Linked DNA regions of Homo sapiens: regions 1, 2, 3, 4 and 5 are each linked to region 6. Evidence: chromatin contacts called from ENCODE Hi-C or POLR2A ChIA-PET data. All regions are on one chromosome and are shown on one strand. Each heading gives the region's core, a stretch centred on a gene start or an enhancer-like site at or near the end of the contact. The rest is flanking DNA. Distances are from core to core; before and after follow the strand shown. Region 1 holds the start of LINC02718 (long intergenic non-protein coding RNA 2718). Region 2 holds the start of HIPK3 (homeodomain interacting protein kinase 3). Region 3 holds the start of FANCF (FA complementation group F). Region 4 holds the start of CSTF3 (cleavage stimulation factor subunit 3). Region 5 holds the start of PRMT3 (protein arginine methyltransferase 3). Region 6 holds the start of METTL15 (methyltransferase 15, mitochondrial 12S rRNA N4-cytidine).

Region 1 (4,158 bases), core at 977-3,476, 5.3 Mb before region 6:
AGAAAATTTTAATACTTACCCTAAGTCCACCTTCTGGTGGGGGCCCGGATGTAGCAATTTGTTTTTCTATTTTTTCCTTTTTCTTTCTCTTTTCTTGCACAGATTGAACATCTAAAATTCCCCGAGATGCAGCCTTGAAGAAATTTGATAAGAAAAACAGAAAGACAACAAAAATCTGTCCAGTGTGCAAAACATTTTTTTGTCTATCTTTGCTTTCTAGGTTTTTCTTTGGGGGTAGGGAGTTGGTTTATTTTTGGTAACATAGAAGGAGTGTTTCTACAACAGCCTTACATAAAACATCATTTCTTCACTGGGTATTTTGTAACTATACAAATTTTCCCCTAAACTTGCTTCACATCTGTAAGTATTTTACAATGCACAGCCATTTTAAAAGGAAGGATGTTACTAAAAGAGTATCTGAATTTAGAGAAGATATGATAGTTTTCATATATTAATATAAATATATTAATGCAATTCATATAAATAAGGAAATCATTTTGAAAATAATTACATTTAAATGTAAATTTTTGGGATATCAAAGGCCATTTGCGTTAGAAAATCTAGCTATGGACATCTATGAAGAATAAAGTCCAAACTCAATTATCTAAGTAGGCAAAACTTGATCTTTAATCTTACCTCTTTTTGTCTTCTCTCTGCAGCCTCTGCAAGCTTTGCTCTTTTCTCTTCCTAAATAAATGTGTAAAAATATGTATTAAAATAACAAACATTATTATTAATAAATTATTCACATTTATTTCATAGGCACTATAACAATTTACAAAAATATTCGGTACTGGCCCTAAATGTCCCACAAAGAATGCCACTACTCAACTTTTTGAATTTCATTCTCCTAATCAATATGCCTTCAAATCAGCACATGCTAAAACAGATACAAGGTTTACCTATATAATCATTTATTTACTCTCTTTTTTAATAAAAAGGCCTACAAGCTAGTCAGGGCAATAACAAAACAAATAATGTTTACAAATACAAAAAGGAAAATACATGGTTTGTTACTGCCGGTTAAAATGGAGTCTGAAGTAACCTGGTGTTTTTAGGAAAGGTTAATAAATGAAGTGGGCTAATCTCAGTGTGTAGGAGGGAAGGACTGGAGTAATTTCATGAGAGGTATTGTTCCATATCAGAAAACAGTGAATGCTATTTTTCTAGACCATGTACTACTTATTATAAAGCCCTTTTTCTAGGTGCTGGGATACAACAGTGTAAAAACATAGATAAATGTCTCCTCCCAAATGAAACAAATTCCAATTGCGGGCGCACAGACAAATATAATGAAGTAAGTAAACGTCTGTCAGATGGCATGGCAGATAAGTAATGGGAGAATGGGTGGGTGGTATTGTGGGGAATATATTTTGTTTAACGTGGTCAGCAAAAGCTTCACTGGTAAAGTGACATCCAAGCAGTGAGCCGTGTGGTTATCAAGGGAAGAGGGTATAGTATGAGGATGGGGGGGAGGGCTTAACAAATCTGACATGTTATATTTTATCGACAGCCAGAACAACAAAATCAACTTAATTTAAAACAACAGCAGCAACAAAGAGAAGCTGAACTTTCCCACATCAAATTTATAAGTACTAAATTTTTAGTATCTATAGTAGCTGAAGAGTTAATGTACTTCCCAAAAATACTTCATTTTCTTCAACTAATTTTTAGCTAGAGAAGAGAAACAGGTTTATGTTAACTCCCTGTAAGGAGTACTAATGTAAAGATACTGTTAACAGAAAGCTACAAAAAGTGTACATGTATTGTACCACACACCCACTAGCTACATTTGAATTTCAGATAAGCAATGAGTAATGTTTTTGTAGAACTAGATCCCTAATATTGCATGGCACAAAACGATATTATAAACGTATTCCTTGTATATCTGAAATTCGAATGTAACTGGGTGTCCAGTATTTTTATTAAATACGACATTATAAATTGGACACTCTGTACTACATATTCTTTTAAAGGGAGAACGTAAAAGAATGAGATAAATACTAAAAAGAAATCATTAAAAAAACATATCCGATAAAGCTCAGGCGTATAAGCGACTTTCCGAGCACCTTCTTTTAAAAGATGGTAGACACAGTTGAAAACGCACATCTCCTAGACGACTAAAGAGCTCCCGGAGAAAGCAATGTCTTTTCGCGCCGAATTCCATCTACCACATCCCCCGGAATGTCCCACGCGTAACGCCCTCTGCGTGCGCCGGCGCCCTATGAAGATCCGGCGCAGCTAAAGTCAGTGGAAGGTAGAAAGACGCCACAGCCGCCTTTCGACAACTTTTTGTTACAAAAGTGGAGATCTACACGGAGGCGACGGCCTAGGTCGCTCTGACAGGACCCAACGACCCTCCTGACGCGTCCACCCGTCCTCGCTAGCAGGGTCCCCCAGCGGGCTCTCGACCTGCGCCACCAGGTACAATGGCTCGGCCCGCCCCGCAACCCGAGGACAGGTGCTCAAGGCGCGGCCCGGCGGACGCAGGGACCTGCTCTACTCACCAGGTCCGGCGTGGGAGGCGCGGACTCCCCGGGACAAGGAAAACACAGCCCCATAGGGACGACAGCTTGAGAACCCTGACCGGGTCCGGCCCAGGCCAGGCGGCGCTAACTGCGCGGTCCGGAGCCGGTCCCTGGTCCTCCGCGCTTGCCCCGCCCCCACCGCCCTCCACTGGCTCGGCTCCGCCCCAGCGGCAACGCCCCGCCCCCACCCCGCAGCTCTGCCCCGCCTCGCCTCTCTGCGGCAACGCCCCCCTCTTCTCGCGACACCAACCAGTCCCACAGCTCAGCTGCGCCCCCTTAAGGCATTGCCCCTTCCTCACCCACAGCTCCGCCTACCCCCGCCCCGCGACCGCTGGGCTTGTGGCCAAAGCCTAGGTTCCAGGAAACACCTGCTGTGGGTAGCAATGCAGGGAAGGGATGGAAAAGCTTCGCTACGGTTCCAAAGCTCTTCCTGCTAACCTTGCCTTACCATTTATAAATGAATGAGTGGTACAGCTCTGGGTAGTTCATGCTACCTTTTTTTATGAGATGGGACTCTGGTGTCCTAGAAATTAAAGCCAAAATTCCAAGTAAACATCAGCACCCTTTTCTCCCTTCTTAGTGACAGTGCTATTCCAGAACAGAGGGCAGAATATAAAATCCATTATTATGACGATGAATCTAGCGTCATAAATGTGGCATTAGTTGACATTTCCACTAGTTTCTGGTATTTAGAAGTCATTTATCCTTCCGAGAGAAATAATAAAGTTTCATCTACTGAGAAATGTTTTAATGATTCTCCTCAAATTTTAATAAGTATGAGAATCAGCTGGGCAACTAGTTAAAATTTACTTGCTGATTTAGTAAGTATAAGGTGGGACCTGAGATTCATTTCCAGTAAACCCACAGGTGATACTAAAGTTACTGATCTCGTCTCCACACAAATGCTTTTATTTTATTTTATTTTATTTTTGCATTCTATTAGTTATTTCTGCTTATGTAAAAATTTTCAAACATTACAAAAAGGTAGGATGTATAGTGACAGCGTCTCAGAAACCATTGTCGGCTTTTTGATATACTTGCTGGTTAATTTTTTATAGATGTATAATTTACATATAATATTATGCACTTATTTTGATTGTAGAGTTCACTGAGTTTTAACAAACATGTGATCACCACATTCAAGATATGTAAGTTTTCCATCACCCAAAAACCTTCTATTGTACCCAATCCCATTCAATACTTTATCCTATACCTAGATCCAGGAAACTATTAATTTGTTTAATATCACTTTAGTCTTTAAGTTTTGCATAAATGTTAATATCACTATAGTCTTTAAGTTTTACATAAATGAAATATACAATATGTTTTGCAAAAGCCATAATATTTTCTAAATTCTTCCATGTTATTGAATGAAACAGTAGTTTATTCCTTAAATAATAGGGGATGATGCTTTTTTAATACTATTATTCGATTGCATGGGCCGTTTCTAAGGGTAAATAAAAATATATAAAGAAAAAGTGAAGGTTCTCTGTTGCAAAAAGAGAAAGATAACTACCCACCTCCTCTTTAGCATTGTGTTTAGAAAACGTGAAATTGTAAGCGCTATCTCTGTCTCACTGAAATGTATGAAAAAAAAAAAAAGGCCAGGCATGGTGGCTTACTCCTGTAC
Region 2 (3,634 bases), core at 620-3,119, 5.1 Mb after region 6:
GATGTAGCAAATACAGGGAATGGAAGCCTTCCATTAGAGATGGCCTCCTTAAATGTCTGCAAAAATTCTGAAATTTGAAGTTCTAGTGGAATAGTTTCTCTGTTCCTCCTGACAGATTTTTCTACTATTGTAGCTTTCTCCGTTGAGTAAATGATTTTATCCTCTTTGATTCTTTTGACTATTGTTCTTAAGAAAAATAAAAAGTAACGAAATACTAAGTGAAAAGGAATGGTTCATAGGCTATCTCTCTGAAAGGCAGCCATTGTTTTGTTCTTCTATATTGGAAGCCTTTTCAGCTGGTTATCCTCTCTAACCTGAAAACAACTGTCATTCGAAAGTGTTATTTCCAGTGGCCTCAGGGCATACTATCCTTTCTCTTTTATTTTATTTTTTGAGACAGAGTCTCTCCCTGTCGCCCAGGTTGGAGTGCAGTGGCTCAAGCGATTCAAGCGATTCTCTTACCTCAGCTCTCGAGTAGCTGGGATTACAGGCGCCCGCCACCACGCCCAGCTAATTTTTGCATTTTTAGTAGAGACCAGGTTTCACTATGTTGGCCAGGCTGGTCTTGAACTCCTGACCACAGGTGATCCACCCGCCTCAGCCTCCCAAAGTGCTGGGATTACATGTGCGAGCCACCGCGCCCGGCCTCCTTTGTCTCTTAAAGGCATTATCCAAAATACTCATCTTCCGGTTTGAAGAGCAGCAGGGATTAAATGTGTATTATGTATGCAGCAATTTGCCACTCCCTTTGCCCTGCCCCAGTTACTGCAATAGAAAATTTCTGGGAATAAATACATCTCTGGTAAATTCAATCTTGCTAGTGAAGATTATGAAGGAAACAAAGAAAGGACACTTCCATTCCAGAAAGGTGTTTGTTTCCCAAAAGGTTAGACATTGATTCAGAACAAAGGGAACCTGAGGAAACGGGTATAAAAGAAAATCAACTCTGAATGTGAGGTATTAGAAAGCCATTTGTTTCCTAGGGAAAAGGAGGAAAGATGGGGTGGGAGACATGGGCTTTACTGTATAACCTTGGTCATGTCACCTAAACTTCTTGGAACTCCTGAGTGTAAGAGTTGGGACCAAGGATCGCAAAGCTTCTTTCATTCCTAAAATTCTATGGTTCCACGATTATGTAAGCTGAAACAGGCCATTCTGTTGATTTCCTAATCTCCAGGAGGAAAGAAACTAGTCTTTGGGAGTTAAACCGACTAATTTAACGGAGAATTACCAATGTGGAGGTGGGCGAACTTCACAATTATGGGGTTTTGGACAGTAGAGATGCTCTTAAAATTTCCAAGAGGACCCTTCCCCCGTCCTTGAACCTGGCTTTACAATTCTCTTCACTCTTTGGGATAGGGGAGCGGGTAGAACCTAGTTTAGATTGAGGTCGTTCATTTGAGCATTTCCCCTTTACTTATTTTGGGACCTTTAACGACCAAATGCCGAGAAACAGATCCTTAATTACGGTTCCGGGATCTCGAAAGGCCTGTAAAATCCTGCTTCCGCATCTTCATCCTTTCTTCGGGTATTGGGATCTTTTTTAAAAATGTGTATTTCTGGCGGAGGGGGCATGGAGTGAGGTTCAGAACAGCAGAGCCGGGCTGACGGATGCTTCTTTCGCGGGAGGCTTGGCTTGCGGGACTCCGGGTTGGGGCCGCACGGGCTGGCAGGCGGGCTCCGGGCAACAAGGGCGCGGCTGCGGACTGGCGGGCGGACCCCGGGGAGGGGCTTCACGGAGGCGCCGCGGCCGGAGCGGAGCGGAGCCGCCCGGGCTGGGCGCGCAGCGCTGCCGGGCGGGCGGTGGCGCTGCGGAGGCGGTGGCCGAGGCCGACGAGCGCGGAGGAGGGGCCCGAGGCTGGGGCGGCTGGTGGCAGCTGCCTCAGTGACGACTGCCGGCATCGCGGCGACCTGAGGAGATCAAGCCGCAGGCCCCGCCGTCGCCACCACTCCCGCCAGTCTTCCTTCTCCGCTCCCGGCCGGGGCGTCAGGAATGGGCCCCAATCGCCGTGGGCCCCGCACCCTGCGTCGCCCGTAGGCCCCAGTAGCCGGAGGCCGACCGGCCTCCCACTACCCCTCGCCCTAGCCAAGCCGTCCCCACCCCAAATCCCCGGGAAGGAAGATGAGGGAGACGGGCCCGGCGCTTAGCAGCCAGAGCAGCAGCAGCAGCAGCAGCGGTCGGGGGAGGGTGTTTCGCCGTTTCCTCTCAGCCGCCAGGACAAGATGGCAGCGGCCGCGGAGAGGGGCTGAGCCCGGGCTGGGTGGTGCCGCCTGCTGAAGCGCCTGGCTCCCGGTCCCCGGCACGGCCCTGCGCCCCACCCCGGACATGCTCAGGGCTGCGGCCGCCCGAAGAGGAGAGAGCGCGGGCCTCTAGGAAGGTAAGGGAGTCGAGCGAGGGGCGCCGCCACCCCGGGGTGGGGGGATCGGCTCCGTCTGCGGGCTCCGCGGCCAGCGGACCCCAAGCCTGACCCGGGCCTGGCCCGACACCTCCGGCGCAGCCCGCACTCATTGCGCGTCCCGTGCCCCATCCGCATCCCCAGCGCTCTCGTGCTCCCAGTTTCCGCCCTAGCCCCTGCAGTGTGGCCCGGTATGAGCCGCTCCCTCGAAGCCGGCGCCACGCCAGGCCCTGGGCCGCCGGACGCGGGGGCCGTAGCCTCCGGGAAGCCGCGCCTGGCCGGGGCCCGGGGGCCTCGGCCCCCCCTCCCCCTGCCAAGGTTGCGCAACGGCTCTTCCCAGCAACCGAAGTTTTGTTTAGTCCCACGGGGAGCCTCTCTTCCCCCTCCGCAGTCCTAGGCCGTAACTACGGAGATCCCTTTCCTTTCATTAAGGGGAACAAACAAACGCGCAGGCACGCAGCTTGAGCACCCCAGCCGATGGCCGCGTCCCGGGCTTTGTGGCCCCGTCCCCAGCGTCGCGGAGCAGCGGGTTTGCAGGGTGTCAACTCTGGGGACGTGCGTGCGTGTGTGTGATTGTTGGGGAGGAGAAATGTGATCCGCGGCTCCGCGTCCCCAGCGGCGGCGGGAGGAAGGCGTGGCGGCCGCGCGGCGGGGCTGTTGCCGGCTTCTCTCGTTACGGTGGCTGCCGCCCGCTTCCCTTCGCCGCACTGGGAGAACTGGCGGAAAGACTTTGGATGAAAATGTCTGTTTCTCTGTCGGGAGGGAGACGGCTGTTGTAAAATGGTATGTGGCTCTCGGGGAATCCTGTTGTTCCCGTCTCATCTCTGCTTGAGGAATTGCGCTGAAGAGTGTGTGCGTAAATTACCTTGGACTTGTTACAGAGTAGTCGTAACACGTTCAGGCCTTGAACCGTGTTTTCACAACCTCTTACTGCCCTGTTAGGGAATTTGTTTTTCCACCTGTCAGTTGGCTGCTTCTAATTATAATAAGGGGCTTCTATTAGCAACAGCAAAAAATTTCAGTTTATCGTCCAGTTTAGAGGGAAAGCGCATGGTTGGCTCTATTGTAAACTTTGTTTTGATGTCTGTCTGGTACAGGGCCGGAAAAGTTAGCTGGCAAACCAGTCTGCGTGTGCTTTTGCGTACTTTCTAGTAGTTTGGAGATCTGCTGACACTTTTTCCCTTTTTGCTATTTTAGGTATTTGCTTTTAGCTGTAGCTTCTGAAGTGGGAGTACTTA
Region 3 (3,863 bases), core at 154-2,653, 5.5 Mb before region 6:
TTACAAATGGGCCTTCTATTAAAAAGCAAACTATTGCTAATTCCATGGCTTTAAGTGGAGTACTTCCAATCACTTCCTCTATCCAGAAAATCCGTGACACTACATGCCAGCTACTTTGCATATTTATAACTGTTTAATAAACTATTCAAAATTAGCATCTAAAATAATTATACTTTGGACACACGAAGGCATATATTTGGTGAGAACATTGTAATTTTCATTTTGTAAACTATATATTCTATATTCAAGTAATAACACAGCATTGCCTATACAGAACTGAGGCCTGCGCTGAGACCCAAAACTTGTCTTTTCCTAAATGCACCACTACGAAGAGCTAATAAGAGGTCTGTCCAGATGCTAAGACCAGGTACTTCAAAATCTCCATCCTGCGCTTTACAGGTCTCCAGGGCAGTTAGAACTTTATCTTTCAGAGGTGGAGGGGCCTGACAGAGGCTTTGAAACCTATTGTGCAACTCCTCCCAGGGCACATCTTGGGACTCAGTTCCAACCCAAATGCCTTTCTGAAGGTCATAGTGCAAACGTTGACCCCAGTCTGTTAGCAGACCCAGATAGACAGGAGACAGCGCTGGGTGGCGGCTAGTCACTAAAGTCAAAAGCCCGGCTGGGAGGGCGCGACAAAAGGCAGCAAAGACTTCCGAATTCCCCAGAAGCCAGTGGACTAGCACTTGGCTCCCCTCTCCAGGTGATTTGTGGATGCCGGGTTCCAACTCTTCTTGGGGCCGACGAGACAAAGGCGGCTGCAACAGCGCCACCGCTATCACCTTCAGGAAGTTGTTCTGAGGCAAGCGCTCCCACAGGCTGCTGAGAAACCTGGCGGGACGCTCCGCTTCGGCCTTCCCCACCTCCTGCAGACGCTCCAGCAGCAGCTCCGCCTGGGTCTTCATCAGAGAGTCCTCCTGGAGATTTGGGTTCTCTCTATAGCCATTGAAGCGCAGCATGTGCACCGCAGACCGCCGGCGGGCAAGGCGGGCCAGGCTCTCTTGGAGTGTCTCCTCATCGGCGTCCCGGACGCCCGGGCCGGGAAAGAGTTGCTGCACCAGGTGGTAACGAGCTGCATCCCCGAGGGCCCGGTTCTCCAGCAGGCGCAGAGAGAGCAGGACGTCACAGTGACCGAGGGCCTGGAAGTTCGCTAATCCCGGAACTGGACCCCGCCCAAAGCCGCCCTCTTGCCTCCACTGGTTGTGCAGCCGCCGCTCCAGAGCCGTGCGAATGGGGCCATGCCGACCAAAGCGCCGATGGATGTGGCGCAGGTAGCGCGCCCACTGCAAGGCCCGGCGCACGGTGGCGGGGTCCCAGGTGCTGACGTAGGTAGTGCTTGAGACCGCCAGAAGCTCGGAAAAGCGATCCAGGTGCTGCAGAAGGGATTCCATGAGGTGCGCGAAGGCCCTACTTCCGCTTTCACCTTGGAGACGGCGACTCTCTGCGTACTGATTGGAACATCCGCGAAATGATACGCCTCTCTGCAATGCTATTGGTCGAAATGCATGTCAATCTCCCAGCGTCTTTATCCGTGTTCCTTGACTCTGGGCAACTTAAAAGCCCTAATACTTTTACTTTCGCCACACAAAGAGGTTCTTCTTAGTGGAGGGAGAGCAGATGTAGGGCATCCTACCGAGAATTTCCGGAACCACGTGCGAGATGATGCCAGTCATGAACGTCTCCGCGCTTCCTTTCGCTTTGGAAATATCCTTAAGTAGAAATTTTCTGAGCTTTGCCTAAAACTAGAATCTGTGTTGAGGTTTTTCAAAATTAAGTAACGCCAGAGACATACTGTGACGTGAGGAAACGCTCTTAAATGAAATTTTAAGATCTATTTGAGAAACATGTACTAAAAATGTACTGACCTCCTATTAATGCCAGGCGCTATGCTGAATTCTGGGCCTTCACATTGTCCTTCCATTATTAGAACTGAAGCCCAGATTATTTGAAACAAAAAATAAACTTCAATAATTTATTAAAATTTGCAAAGGAACAAAATTTTACTTCACAATTGTACATTTCGTTTTCGTAATTTTTAGGACAAAATAGCTTAATTGACTCTTCTGTCATACAAATAATCAGCTGAAGGAAATGGCATTTAAGAGCATCGAACAATAATAAATGTTTGATTAAATAAAAACCGTGACAAGAGAGTAGGGAGGAGAAGGTCCTATGTCGCTCACTGATGCACTTAACAAACATTTGTCAACTCCTAGGAGTTGCATTCTGTACAAAATGCACAACAATTCTTACTTAAGTTCATAATATAGTAATTCATTTGAGCTGAATTTCCTTCCAGTCCTAAAGACACAGCCAAAACTATTCGAAAAGTGGGGGAAGGTGTTTTGTTTTGTACTTTAACAAAAAGGGGAAGAGAAACAAATTTAAAAGAGGGGAAGAGTCATTTTTCATTTATTAAAATAAGCATTCCTACACCTTTTAGAAAGTAAAGCAGTGATGTGCATGCTGTTAATTCAGATTTATGCATTTATTTATTTATTTTGAAACGGAGTCTCATTCTGTCGCCCAGGCGCGGCCAATTTTTGTATTTTTAGTAGAGATGGGATTTCACCTTATTGGTCAGGCTGGTCTCGAACTTCTGACCTCAAGTGATCCTCCCGCCTCGGCCTCCCAAAGTGCTGGGATTAGAGGCGTGTGCCACCGCGCCCGGCTATTATTTGATTTTTATTAGTTATCTCAAACTCTTACTTGGTCCTGAAATCGTTATTTTATTTTATCCTAAGGATACTATGAATCTTAAAATTCTTTTTCTTGGCTACTACAAACTTAGAACCAAGTGTGCAGCCTGCCTTTAGCAAATGTACAGGCATCACTAATTCATTTATTTATTCTTATATTTAACACCTATTATGATACATAGTATGAGGTGCTACAGATTTAGTAGTAAAATAAATGCAGTCCTAGCATGAGTGGAGAAGTTCATCTTGTACCATTTAAGAGAGACATTAAATGAATAACCTCAAATGTGATAGTAGGATGAAATTGAGTGGGGTCACCAAGTCTTAGGGGATAGGAAGGTCTCTTTAATTACTGACTTTTCAGGCCGGAGGCAGTGGCTTATGCCTGTAATCCCAGCACTTTGTGGGGCTGAGGCCAGGCGGGTGGATTACCTGGGGTCAGGAGTTCCAGACCAGCCTGGCCAATATGGCAAAACTCTGTCTCTACTAAACAAACAAACAAAAAAATTAGCTGGGCATGGCGGTGCACACCTGTGATCCTAGCTAATCGGGAGGTTAAGGCAGGAGAATAGCTTGAACCCGGGAGGTGAAGGTTACAGTGAGCTGAGATCGGGCCACTGCACTCCTGCCTGGGTGACACAGCAAGACTCCATCTCAAAAAAAAAAAAAAAGGAAAATGGAAAAAAAAAGGAAAAGAAACCAACTTTTCAGTTGAAAGTTCAAAGCTGAGTGTTCAGAGGAGCCTTCAAGGCTACAGGAATCCTTAATTTTTTTTGCAGGTATCTGAGTTGAAAGAACCAGGCCTATTTAAGGAGGTGGAAAAAATCCAAAAAAGCTTTGATTCAGAATGGGGATGACAGTGTATGGCAAGAATTATGCAGATTAACTTTAGCTTCATACCTTTCTACTTATCTGTTTAAATCTTGATTTTAAATTCTTCCTTGAGCATAGTAACGTATAAACTCCTACATATTTCAGATTAGTCTATTTTCATTAAATAAAATGTCTATGAAGTTTCCCCCTCTAAAGAAAGAAAAGCCTAGCATTTCAACCTATATTCTTGAGGCAGGGTGGGGAGGGATACAAAAACTTAATTATAATGCAAAGCAGATTTTATATATTTTGAAAATTTTAAGAATTTTGCTATGAGAGACTAGATAGAAA
Region 4 (3,756 bases), core at 1,122-3,621, 5.1 Mb after region 6:
TAAGAGAATGCTGAAATACTTGGGGCTGCAATGTGTCAAAATACTTTCAAATAAACATGCGTGGACCAGGCGTGGTGGCTCGTGCCTGTCTGTAATCCCAACACTTGGGGACACTGAGGTGGGTGAATCGCTTGAGCCCAGGAGTTCCAGACCAGGCTGGGCAACATGGTGAATTCCTGTCTCTACAAAAAAAATACAAAAATTAGGCCAGGTACGGTGGCTCACGCCTGTAAATCCAGCACTTTGGAAGGCAGAGGTAGGCGGATCACTTGAGGTCAGGAGTTCGAGACCAGCCTGGGCAACGTGGCAAAATCCCCGTCTCTACTTAAAATACAAAAATTAGCGGGGCATGGTGGTGGGCGCCTGTAATCCCAGCTACTGGGGTGGCTGAGGCAGGAGAATCGCTTGAACCGGGAGGCGGAGGCTGCAGTAAGGCGAAATCGCGCCACTGCACTCCAGTCTGGGCGACAGAGCAAGGCTCCATCTCAAAAAAAAAAAAAAAAAAAAAAAAAAAATTAGCTGGGCATGGTGGCGCGCGCCTGTACTCCCAGCTACGGAGGAGGCTGAGGTGGCAGGATCACAGAGCGCAGGGAGGTCGAAGCTATGGTGAGCTGTGATGGCGTCACAGCACTCTAGTGTGAGTGACAAAGACTCTGTTCTCAATCTATCAGCATGGGGAGATAAAGCAAATATGGCAAGGCTTTCAGCTGTTGATTCCAGGCGAAGAGTTGTCCTACAGGTGTTCACTGCACTTTTCTTTCAACTTTTCTCTATGTTCTAAACTTTGCACAATAAAACCTTTGGGAGAAATTATTTTTCTATAAATTTTCACCACCATCTGTCCCACTGAAACACCACAGTTCTAAAACATTCAAGAGGTCATGGTAACATTTCCGTGTCTTTGTAATTTTAGATAAATTCTAAGAATTAACAATGAATTTCGAAAACTTTCAATGAAACCTCAGTTCATTAGTCCTTCACTTTCAGATAACAAATACTAGATCAGAAAAGGGGTAAACAGTTTTGATACAGTAATTTTAAGACTTTGCATGCTTGGGCATGCTAACACTATGTAAAATGTAAATAGTGCGAAGATTTCTGGACTGAAACCAGTCCTCGGGCAAACACAAAACAATTTAATCAAACTGCCGACATAATGAAATCTACAGTCTTACAGACTATGCAATAGAACGCTCCTATTTTGCCTCATCTCTGCCAACCTCCAATAACATCTTCCACGTTATAAGCTAGGGAACCTGAAAAACGAAAACCTAAGTGCATGTCGTTGCTATGGCAATGGGAAATTTCAGGAAATTGAGACTGCAGGCTACCTAGCCTCCATTTTAGAAACTGTATTTATCTAAACACACCAGGACTTAGATCGAAAAACACATTTAATGGCATTTTTCATAACTATTTAGCTTCCTCTTTCACACTAAAAGGTAAATACTATCCTACAAAATTCTGAATACAAAGAGCAAAAGAAACAAATCACACTGATCTAACCTAAAAGTGTGAATTTTAAAATATTTAGTTGTCACTCATATTTACTATTAAAACAGATGCTTTTATTTACAGTGGCCAAAACAGACTTCTCATTTTCAACTTATACCTGCAATGTTTATGTAGCTGGAAAAATGAAAACGAAATGTGGCTAAAAGAAAAGAAAACGAAAGAAAGCCACAAAATTCCCAAAACCTCAGCATAACTTGCTTCTTTCTTCACTCGCTCTCATTAAGTCTTAATTCTCCAGATTAGCTTTGTCTCAAATATTTCTCAAACTAGTAACCTATTTCTGGGTACAGTATATTTGGCGGGGTAAAAGAAACACTGTCAAGTTTTTCTAAAACGTCGGGTGCACGTTAAAATAATTCCTATCCACTCTAATACCAAAACGATATCAAAGGAAAGCATCCCATCTGGAGTAGTCCCATGAATCTAAATAGGACGAAGCAGCCTACCGCTATTGTCTAAATCAAGTATTTACTCGTATTCATGCCTAAGAGAGAGAAGTAAAAAAAAAAAAATTAAATCTTAGATCTTGCTCCCCATTCCCACCACTCTTCTATATACCCTGTCCCCCGGGTTCACTAGACCCAATTCCTTCCTCAGCCGAACATGTCTGGAGCAGTCGGAGGAACAGACGTGGAGAAGAGGTCGCCACGAGGCCCCACCACTCTCCTTCCTCACCTGCTCCGTGGCTCCGTCTCCTGACATGGCCTCAGCTGATTACAACGTGCGCACTGACCGTCGATGGGAAGCTAGAAAAGAAAAATTAAACTAAAAACCACCCCCAAATCAGTAAAGTTACCCCCTGCCCAGCTGAGCCAGACCGCCAACACCAATCGCCACCGCCCACTCAAATATGAATTAAAATGGCTGCGCCCCTGCCGGCCGAGGAGGAGGTGTGTGGCTTCCGCATTAACTTCCGGGGCAGTGGGCGGGGCTAATTTCGCGACTCTGGTTATTCCGAGCGTGCAGAAAGCAGCGAGATCCCGGGGCGGGCCCAATTCCTGGGCTGACGTCACTACCCTGGCTTGGAGAGGCTGTTGCTGAGCCGGCTCCAACCGGCTGGAAGGCGGGAAGCTGTTTCGCCTGGAGGCTCGCGCGCTTTTTGGAATTCAGTTATCAAGCTTTAGAGCCTGGCTACTCACAGTTGAAGCCTGATTGCAGGTCAGCAATGCTAAACGTTAAATGCCTCTTATATTTAGGGGATAAGGACTCCGTGGAGGTTTTCTCTGGTCCCAGCTCCTGCTTTTTACTTTTCTTGGGGGTGGGAGGGATAGATCAAGCCCCCATTAATTTTTACTGCCACCGTCGACTCTTGTGTAGAAAGCTTTGAAGTCTGAGACCTGGGTTTTCAGCTCAACATCTCAGCTTGGTTCCTTGACTGCAAAGTAGGTATAATTGTTTGTAGCCCAGACTGCTTGGATTTTAACGAAGATAAGTAACTCTGGTAATTAAACTTCGTACCTCAGCTTTCTGGCCTATAGATGGGAATAATAATAGTACCTGCAAGTGAAATAAATTATACATAGAAAAGTGTTAGAACAGTACCTGGCATTAAGATTAAATGAGATTGACTGGGCGCGGTGGCCCACGCCTGTAATCCCAGCAGTTTGGGAGGCCAAAACGGATGGATCATTTAAAGTCAGGAGTTCTAGGCCAGGTGCGGTGGCTCACGCCTGTAATCGCAGCACTTTGGGAGGCTGAGGCGGGCGGATCACAAGGTCAGGAGATGAGACCATCCTGGCTAATACGGTAAAACCCCGTCTCTACTAAAAATACACACACACACAAAAAAAAATTAGCCGGGCGTGGTGGCGGGCGCCTGTAGTCCCAGCTACTCCGGATGCTGAGGCAGGAGACTGGCGTGAACCTGGGAGGCGGAGCTTGCAGTGAGCCGAGATCGCGCCACTGCACTCCAGCCTGGGCGGCAGAGCGAGACTCCGTCTCAGAAAATAAATAAATAAAGTCAGGAATTCAGGACCAACCTGGCCAACTTGGTGAAATCTCGTCTCTACCAAAAATACAAAAAAAGTAGCCGGGCGTGGTGGTTTGCGCCTGTAGTCCCAGTTACTCGGGAAGCTTAAGCAGGAGAATCGCTTGAACCCGCGAGGCGGAGGTTGCAGTGAGCCGAGATTCCAGCCTGGACTACAGAGCGAGACTCCGTCTCAAAAAAAATAAAAAATAAAAAATTAAATGATACTAAATCTTCTCAAACTGCTCTTCCATTTAAGCGTCATCGTTAGATGT
Region 5 (3,705 bases), core at 1,112-3,611, 7.7 Mb before region 6:
GGACTTTGGGAAGCCGAGGTGGGCAGATCACTTGAGGTCAGGAGTTCAAGACCAGTCTGACCAACATGGTGAAACCCTGTCACTACTAAAAATATAAAAATTAGCCAGGCATGGTGGTGAGCACCTATAATCCCAGCTACTTGGGAGGCTGAGGCAGGAGAATCGCTTGAACCTGGGAGGTGGAGGTTGCAGTGGGACAAGATCGCACCACTGCACTCCAGCCTGGGCAACCGAGCGAGACTCTGTCTCAAAGAAAAACAAAAACAAAAACTAATATTTAATGGATTCTGTCCTCTAGGAATTTACAATTAAGGGAGAAAAGTACATTTAGAAGTACATTTAGCAATAATATAAGGCATCATTTTTATTCAGTGAATACATTCAGTATCTATTAATACTATGGGCCAGGCCACATATTATGTGCCAGAGAAATGAAAGTAAAGAGACATGGCCCTTACTTACCCTTATTGTTCAGTGCTGTGGGGTATCACCAAAAAAGAAAAAAAAATCAAGTAAGCAAATGGTGGGTGCTAAGAAACTAACAGGATACTCCTGAAATAATGGTGGAAACTATTTTAGAAATGGCCTGAGGAAAGTGTTTCTGGTTGAGACCAAAGGGACCTACCCATGTGTAGAACATTCAATGATTAGCAGTAAATAAAAGGCTTAAGGGTGGGACCCAAGGTGAAGGGTTCCATTGGAAAGAGGCAGGATTATGCAGGGCCTGATAGGCCAATTAGATAAACTCTGCTAGAGCCTGGGGCACTCCCTCCTAAGCAAGAATTCTGGGCCGGGCGGTGGCTCGCGGGCAGGTGGATCACCTGAGGTCGGGAGTTCCAGACCAGCCTGACCAACATGGAGAAACCCTGTCTCTACTAAAAATCCAAAATCAGCCGGACGTGGTGGCGCATGCCTGTAATCCCAACTACTCGGGAGGCTGAGGCAAGAGAATCGCTTGAACCCGGAAGGTGGAGGTTGCGGTGAGCCTGAGATCGTGCCATTGCACTCCAGCCTGGGCAACAAGAGCGAAACTCCGTCTCAAAAATCAAACAAAAAAAAGTTCTATGGTTTGAAGAGATATAAGGAAAGGAAGAAAGGGACGTGGCATGAGGCAGGCAGGGGAACATTTGTGTTCTTCCCCACACAGCAGCCAGATTGTTACTTTCTCAACACATCTGAGAGCATCACTCCCTGGCTTAAATAGTTATGTCTGAGCACTTTACATGTATTAACTCGTTTTATCCTTACTGTAGTTCTGAAGTTAGTCCAGGTTTTTTGTTTTTTGTTTTTTTTTTTTTAAGATGGAGTCTTGCTCTGTTGCCCAGGCTGGAGTACGGTGGCACAATCTCGGCTCACCACAAGCTCCGCCTCCCGGGCTCAAGCAATTCTCCTGCCTCAGCCTCCCAAGTAGCTGGGATTGCAGGCGCGTGCCACCACACCTGGTTAATTTTTGTATTTTTAGTAGGGACAGGGTTTCACCATGTTGGCCAGGCTGGTCTCCAACTCCTGACCTCAGGTGATCCGCCCGCCTCAGCCTCCCAAAGTGCTGGTACTATAGACGTGAGCCACCGTGCCCTGCCCAAGTGCAGTTATTATCCTTGTTTTGTATTTGATGAAACTGAGGCAGAGAGAGGTCGAGTAACTTGCCCAAGATCACAGTTACAAAGTGACGTGGGTAGGATTCAAACCCAGCAGGCTGCCTCTAGAGTTCACGTTCTCACTTAACCAAAGATTAAAATCCGTCTTGGGGGGTTTGACACCTATCTGTCCCTGCAGTAGACCCACCCTGGCCCATGCAGTTCGTTCCCTCTCGCCAGCTGCACCCCCTCCAGGACCTGGGAGCCCAGAAACCAGCCGAGCCTCCAGCGTTTGGCCTCCTCCGCCACCAGAGGGCGTCATGGGCCGATCGCCCCTCCGCTAACCGCTCATCCCAGGAAAAAGGGGCGCACAGAGGACAGGATGCCAACCCCAAAACCGCAGCGACGTCTCTCTGCCTTGGGGCTCACAGCAGCGGGCCGCGACCTCCCACTAACGCCTGCCGCAACCCAAGGAGGAGACAAAAGTCATCTTCCGGGCTGCAACATTAACCGTCATCAGCGCGCCTCTTCAGCGCGCACTGCGCCAACCCTGCGGCAGGAGGAGGCGGAGCCCCCGCTCTCGCCCCGCCCCCACCTCACGTGACCCGCACGGCGCCTCGAGGCCGGAAGCGATTGCGAGCCAGCGCGCGCGCTTCGGCGTTCCCGGCGGTCTGCGAAGTTTCCGGAGCCCGGGTCCCGCCGCGGGTTCGCGCTTGTGCTCGCGCTCGTTCCTGGAGTCGGCGGCCGCTGCGCGCGCTCGTTGCCCAACCCGGTCCCCGCCCCCAGACACGCCGGGCTCTCGGGGCACCACAGCCATGTGCTCGTTAGCGTCAGGCGCTACCGGTGGGTACCCTGGCCCCTCAGCACCCGGCTCGTCCAGCCCCAGGCCGCGCCGCTGTGGGGCCGGTGGAAGACCCTCCGGGACACGGGCCCGGGCAGGGTGGGGGGCTCGCAGGGATCATGAAGGAGGTGCTGAGTGAGGGCCGCGGGCGAACGGGGCGGAGGAGAGCCCATCGTCACCTGCTCCTCGAGCCCCCGGGCCGCACCGGTGTCCGAGGCCGATCTGATTGTTGTGTGTGTGTGTTAGGCGGCCGGGGCGCTGTGGAGAATGAGGAGGACCTGCCAGAACTGTCGGACAGCGGGGACGAGGCCGCCTGGGAGGATGAGGACGATGCAGATCTCCCCCACGGCAAGCAGCAGACCCCCTGCCTGTTCTGTAACAGGTTCGTCCGCCTCAGCGCCTGGCCTCTGCCCTAGGGTGCCCGGGCGCGTGGGGTCTGTGTGCCCAGGAACGCCTTCGGGCGGGAGGCAAGCCAGAGTGGCCTGTCTTTGAATTCTGGAACCACTGGTCTGGGGTGAGGGCTTGTGGAGAAGGAGGACCCTCGGTAGTAGAGAGGGGGAACCGTGAACTGGAAGGCCGGTTGTACTGCAAGCTTTTGACTGGTAGTGCATTGAATCTGTGGTTCCCAAATCTTGTCACTTGAGACGCTGAAAACAAAATGATACTGAACTCTGCACCTGAATCCTTCCAAGTCAGGGATGGGGTCTAAGAATATTCTGTTTTTATGAGGACAAGATCGGAAGTAACAGTGAAGTTACTAACGAGTTACTACTAACGAGTAACATATTTGGCAGCCACCCTGAACTAGATAATCCCTACGGAGCCTTCCGGCTTTACCATGCTAATTCTTTGACCAGTACAGAGCTTCTCAGGTGAAACATTTCTTTTTTATTTGAGCGGTTTCCATAGTCTAAGAAGGAAGTTCACCTTACTTAAGTAGGACTTTTCACTTAAGGAAAAAGACTGTAGTATCAATAATTTGCTCAAGGTCACAAAGCTGTGGTGTGCTTATTTCCAAACTCACATTCTTGCCACTTAAAATTCTGCCTGTTAGTCTTGGGAAGCTTTGGCTCCTGTCCTAGGCAAGTAGGCATGAAAGAGGCCCGGTTGGCATTGGCCGGTGTTACTTTAATACATTTTCCAGTGTTCCCTGTATCTGGGCATGGTGCTGAGTGGTGGTGCGTTAGTGTTCTCATCTGTAGCCCCATTGGGTAGATAGAATGCCTGTATATATTCTAGTTGTCATAAAATATTTATTGAGCACCAGTGGTACCGTGGCTGTGATAG
Region 6 (3,965 bases), core at 1,297-3,796:
GTACACTCTGTCTCATGCATTATAGTAAACACTTGACATTCGTCATTGCATTCAATCCTTATAATAATCACGTAAGGTAGGTTGTAGTAGTATTTCCATTTTACAAAAACAAAGACTTAGCCTTAGGATAAGTAACTTTTCCAAGATGACGTAACAAGTGGGCAACCAAATGTCAAATATAAGTCAATTCAGTCAAAGATTCACCCCTAATTTTATGAAAGTACTATAATAAATTTAATTCATTGATTGTATTCACTGATACGTTCATCAAAAGCATTCAGATCATGTGATGCATCACATGGCATTCACCTGCTCTAAAGTCTCCAATGACTTCTCACCAGAAGAATAAAACACAAACTCCTTAACGGGTACAAATCTAAAGTCCATGTTATTAACAGCTAGGTTCTACTGGAATCAGAAGAGAATGCTTCCAAACAATGATACAGAAGTAGAGTGACAGTTATGATATATTAAATACAAACTCAAACCTGAATTAGATTCAGATTCAACAAACACTGTATAGGACTGAAAACGATACTCAACACTATCATCTACAGTCCATCTTAAAGCTCTTTTTGGAATATCAGTCTTGGGGGCACTACTCCCACCAACTTACAACCATCAGGGAAGAATAAAAGGTTCAACTGGAGGGAAGGCCGGCACTGACAGCTGAGCTATTTTTTTTCCTCTTAGTTTTCACAGTTGTCAGCAAAAAAAAAAAAAAAAAAAAAATCATTTTTATCGTGTCTCTTAATTGATTTGGGGTATTTCTATGATGGGACAAGATGCACTTTCAATATAAAAATATTATGTATTTGTAAATACTTTTCAATAGTAGAAGAGGAAGGGCTGGGTGCCCTGCCTCACACCTGTAATTCCTGCACTTTAGGAGGCCGAGGCGGGCAGATGGCTTGAGGTCAGGAGTTCGAGACCAGCCTGGCCAACACAGTGAATCCCCGTCTCTACCAAAGATACAAAAATTAGCCGAGTGTGGTGGCAAACGCCTGTAATCCCAGCTACTCGGGAGGCTGAGGCACGAGAATTGCTTGAACCTGGGAGGTGGAGGTTGCAGTGAGCAGCGATCACGTCACTGCACTCCAGCTTGGACCACAGAGCGAGACTCTGTCTCAAATAAATGAATAAATAATAGAAAAGGAGATTAATTACTACTATTAAAGGCAGATAATCTTTTAAGTTTTTTTCTTTGTGATTGTGCTTTGTAGATAATCTTTGTTTATTGAAATAGTTCTTACAAACTATGAACTTAATAAGAAGCACTATCTAGTCATTGGATATCACATTCTCTAGCATCAAAGTTTATAAAAACCTTACAAAAACGAAACAGGAGGCTAGACGTGGTGGAATGACACTAAAAATTAAAATCTGTAGAGTGCCTAAATTTCTACCTAATTATCCATAATCTAAACTATATATTATACCACAAAATCAGTTCATTCTGGTCAAATACTCTCTTCTCATATAATAAACAGCAGTCAGTCTTGGCTTCTCTGTAACTGAGTGACTAATGAGCTCCTAAAAAAAAAAAAAAGTCCTGCGGAAACCAAGAACAGACTATAGGACTGATTCTAAATGTTTACAGTTTAATTTCATCTGCAGAGCATTTGCCAAACAGTATCTCTTCCGTACCTCATCTGATCCTCGGCAATCCCGTTAGGCAGTCAGAGCGGCTTTTATCTCGATGCTACCTACAACTGGGGCTCAGGAGGGGTTCCCGATTGACCAGTGCAAGACTAACAGTTAAAGCTCTTCAGACAAAAATTTTATGCAGTGATGAACAAAAGCTCCTCGTTTGATAGGTAAGCCCCTGGGTACGCTTATATGTGAGTCTGAAACAAAACACTCCCAATTTGGAGTCCGGAAAAAAGCTGACACTACAAGGTGCTGGGCAGTTAAAGTTCTCTGCCAGTCTGGGAAAGGGGCCAAGATGCCCTTTAAAACTTAAGACTTCCTCTCAGGACTTAAGGAGATCCCTGCCCTTCCAGCTGAGCAGTCGAGGATTACGGTCAAGCAGAGCTGTGCTCTTAGCAGGTTCTCGAATCCCTTTTTCCTTTCACTTTCTCCCCAGGTACCCTGATCCCCCACCCCTCAACGCTTCTGTGTTTGTCAAGAAGCCCACCTGGTCTTCTAGACCTGAAGCGGCAGGACCCTCCGTTCCCAATAATACAAGTCACCAAAAGGAGCGTCCCAGAGTCCAGTTTTACCTTCATGTGCCTCTCACTCACTTCAGGCCCAGGCCAGGTTACCGCAACCACTTCACTTTAATGTCCGCCTCCCAGCGCTTCAGACTCAACCACAATATTCAAACCCAAGCCACTTTCCTCAGCGCTTCGTTTCATTGGCTGCCGCTCGCGTGATGTCATCACGTCGGACGCTGTCACGGCTCGCGGCAGCTTGGCGCCAAGAAGCTCAGCCTGGCTGCGCAGGGGAAGCTCTTTGCTTGCTCGTCACCGTGGCAACGCGCGCGGCCGTTTCCGGAGGCGGTGGCCAAAGTGGGCGGGGCTAGGCCGGAGCTGCTGGTGGGAGGCAGCCACTTGAGATCACCAGGCCTCCTGTAGACCGGCGGGTGCAGGGCCCGGTCCCAGAGTTAAGGGTGTGAGTGAGACTGCTGCGGGCAGGGGTTGGCCTATGCCCTCTGCTAGGGGGAGAGGTGGAGTTTGGGTGTGGATTAATGGGTTCTGGGTGTTTATTTTCTTTTCTCTGAGTAGTGAGGCCTCCAAGAAGTTGTAGGGACCTGTTTCTTCCAGACACATTAATATGGGCCAAAATGTGGGGTCTCTTCACCTGAATTAATTGGAGATCTTTTGGGTTGAGGCCTCAGGCTTCATTTCTCAGGACTTCCAGGCCTACTCCCATTAGTACTGACCGTGAAACTATTTTCTGTTTGGTTACTTTTTACATTCTCTGTCTAATGATGGCATAACAAAATAAATTTAAAGATTTTGGCTTGGTTTATTATTAGGTGAAGTGATTTTTTTTAAGTCCCAGGTTATAGATATTATTTCAGCATAGACACTTTAAAAAGAGAGAAAATACCTGGAACAAATCGGAAATACGTTTGCTAAAATAACTTTATTTGGCAGGGTGTTTTTAATAACAGTATCTGAATTTCATTGTTCTATATATTACTGTTATTGTATCCATTTAGCAATTATTTAGATTTTAGACACAATAGTATGCAATGGAATCAAACTCTTCCCTCTTGGAGCTTATATTTTGTGGATTCAATATCACTTTATAAATAGGATGACTCATACCCATGCAGAGTATTATAAATGCAACAATATATGGAAACCTCTGTATTATGGACATTTATTTCCTGTTGAGGAAAATCGGGAGTATTGTGTACTGTATGTGATGCATGTTATATTATTGTTTCTGATCACTAGACAGAGGATCAATAAAGCTACTACTTATTTTTGGCTGTATTACGTGTATCTTAGCTAATGAAATGGTTATTTGTGTGCTGCTGGTCTTGGTAATAAAATCGAGATGTCTTTATTTCCAGTAAGAACTCATTGTATAGTACTTTACGTTTTGACTTCCCAGGTATTTTATTAGTCCCTTTACATATGGTCTCTCAGTTAATTCTCAAAACAGCCCATGAGACGTAGGTAATATTATTTTCATTTTTCTGAGAGAAAACTGAAGTTTTCAGAAAATTCCTAACACAAAATTTTGTCTTGAACTATACAGGCAAGGCAATTCAGAATTGAGTCATTTGTCTCTGAAATACTTTCTGGATTAAGTGACATTAAGAGAATATCTTAATCCAGTCTGAAAATATGCATATTTTGCCAGTTGCTTGTAAAATTGCATGGATCATTGGTGAAGAATAGAAGTGTTTTAAAGTTTGTCTTTTTTGACACCCACATTGTATAAGGTTTATCAGTGCCACAGATGTTTTCACACCTAATCCAAGTACTTTAGATTTCAAATTCAGTGTT

The links. A loop is a pair of places that touch in the nucleus more often than their neighbours do. ChIA-PET counts read pairs that join two places held with the same protein, here RNA polymerase II (POLR2A). Pooled maps may share reads with other maps.
Region 1: a loop to region 6 is called in a map of B cell, with 36 times the contacts of the local background. The contact joins the promoter of LINC02718 here to the promoter of METTL15 in region 6. A Hi-C loop is called at or near these places in 5 of 168 maps with a recorded cell type or tissue (B cell, CD4-positive, alpha-beta T cell, CD4-positive, alpha-beta memory T cell and 1 more), 2 of 37 single-sample maps with no recorded cell type and 10 of 50 pooled maps. POLR2A ChIA-PET finds 5 or more read pairs at or near these places in 1 of 52 experiments (WTC11).
Region 2: a map of CD8-positive, alpha-beta T cell shows a loop between it and region 6 (21-fold over the local background). The contact joins the promoter of HIPK3 here to the promoter of METTL15 in region 6. A Hi-C loop is called at or near these places in 3 of 168 maps with a recorded cell type or tissue (B cell, CD8-positive, alpha-beta T cell and naive thymus-derived CD4-positive, alpha-beta T cell) and 11 of 50 pooled maps.
Region 3: a map of B cell shows a loop between it and region 6 (9-fold over the local background). The contact joins the promoter of FANCF here to the promoter of METTL15 in region 6. A Hi-C loop is called at or near these places in 6 of 168 maps with a recorded cell type or tissue (B cell, CD4-positive, alpha-beta T cell, CD4-positive, alpha-beta memory T cell and 3 more), 2 of 37 single-sample maps with no recorded cell type and 10 of 50 pooled maps.
Region 4: a map of CD8-positive, alpha-beta T cell shows a loop between it and region 6 (14-fold over the local background). The contact joins the promoter of CSTF3 here to the promoter of METTL15 in region 6. A Hi-C loop is called at or near these places in 2 of 168 maps with a recorded cell type or tissue (CD8-positive, alpha-beta T cell and naive thymus-derived CD4-positive, alpha-beta T cell) and 6 of 50 pooled maps.
Region 5: a map of B cell shows a loop between it and region 6 (18-fold over the local background). The contact joins the promoter of PRMT3 here to the promoter of METTL15 in region 6. A Hi-C loop is called at or near these places in 5 of 168 maps with a recorded cell type or tissue (B cell, CD4-positive, alpha-beta memory T cell, CD8-positive, alpha-beta T cell and 2 more), 1 of 37 single-sample maps with no recorded cell type and 10 of 50 pooled maps. POLR2A ChIA-PET finds 5 or more read pairs at or near these places in 2 of 52 experiments (T-cell and activated T-cell).

What each region holds. Positions count from the first base shown.
Region 1 is chr11:22,827,188-22,831,345 of GRCh38, forward strand. It overlaps LINC02718 (long intergenic non-protein coding RNA 2718), which reads left to right and starts at 2,227. Exons shown (of 11, transcript NR_187210.1): 1 at 2,227-2,424. SVIP (small VCP interacting protein) reads right to left here and starts at 2,614. Exons shown (of 4, transcript NM_148893.3): 1 at 2,508-2,614; 2 at 637-687; 3 at 20-133. The coding sequence starts at 2,561. RefSeq lists an enhancer at 2,209-2,518 and a silencer at 2,669-2,738.
Region 2 is chr11:33,255,512-33,259,145 of GRCh38, forward strand. It overlaps HIPK3 (homeodomain interacting protein kinase 3), which reads left to right and starts at 1,870. Exons shown (of 17, transcript NM_005734.5): 1 at 1,870-2,378. RefSeq lists silencers at 1,625-1,954, 2,215-2,554, 2,625-2,824 and enhancers at 3,165-3,214, 3,255-3,344.
Region 3 is chr11:22,624,420-22,628,282 of GRCh38, forward strand. It overlaps FANCF (FA complementation group F), which reads right to left and starts at 1,404. Exons shown (of 1, transcript NM_022725.4): 1 at 1-1,404. The coding sequence starts at 1,391. The coding sequence ends at 267. It also overlaps a transcript of GAS2 not described here. RefSeq lists enhancers at 294-453, 464-513, 894-1,103, 968-1,867, 1,194-1,383.
Region 4 is chr11:33,159,109-33,162,864 of GRCh38, forward strand. It overlaps CSTF3 (cleavage stimulation factor subunit 3), which reads right to left and starts at 2,372. Exons shown (of 21, transcript NM_001326.3): 1 at 2,191-2,372. The coding sequence starts at 2,217. CSTF3-DT (CSTF3 divergent transcript) reads left to right here and starts at 2,549. Exons shown (of 4, transcript NR_034027.1): 1 at 2,549-2,673. RefSeq lists enhancers at 734-1,601, 2,337-2,756.
Region 5 is chr11:20,385,355-20,389,059 of GRCh38, forward strand. PRMT3 (protein arginine methyltransferase 3) reads left to right here and starts at 2,362. Exons shown (of 16, transcript NM_005788.4): 1 at 2,362-2,420; 2 at 2,665-2,800. The coding sequence starts at 2,393. RefSeq lists enhancers at 1-190, 2,070-2,239, 2,113-2,720, 2,721-3,327, 3,183-3,232 and a silencer at 2,073-2,632.
Region 6 is chr11:28,105,842-28,109,806 of GRCh38, forward strand. It overlaps METTL15 (methyltransferase 15, mitochondrial 12S rRNA N4-cytidine), which reads left to right and starts at 2,547. Exons shown (of 7, transcript NM_001113528.2): 1 at 2,547-2,611. It overlaps KIF18A (kinesin family member 18A), which reads right to left and starts at 2,315. Exons shown (of 17, transcript NM_031217.4): 1 at 2,223-2,315. RefSeq lists enhancers at 1,528-2,052, 1,593-1,852, 2,053-2,576, 2,763-2,842.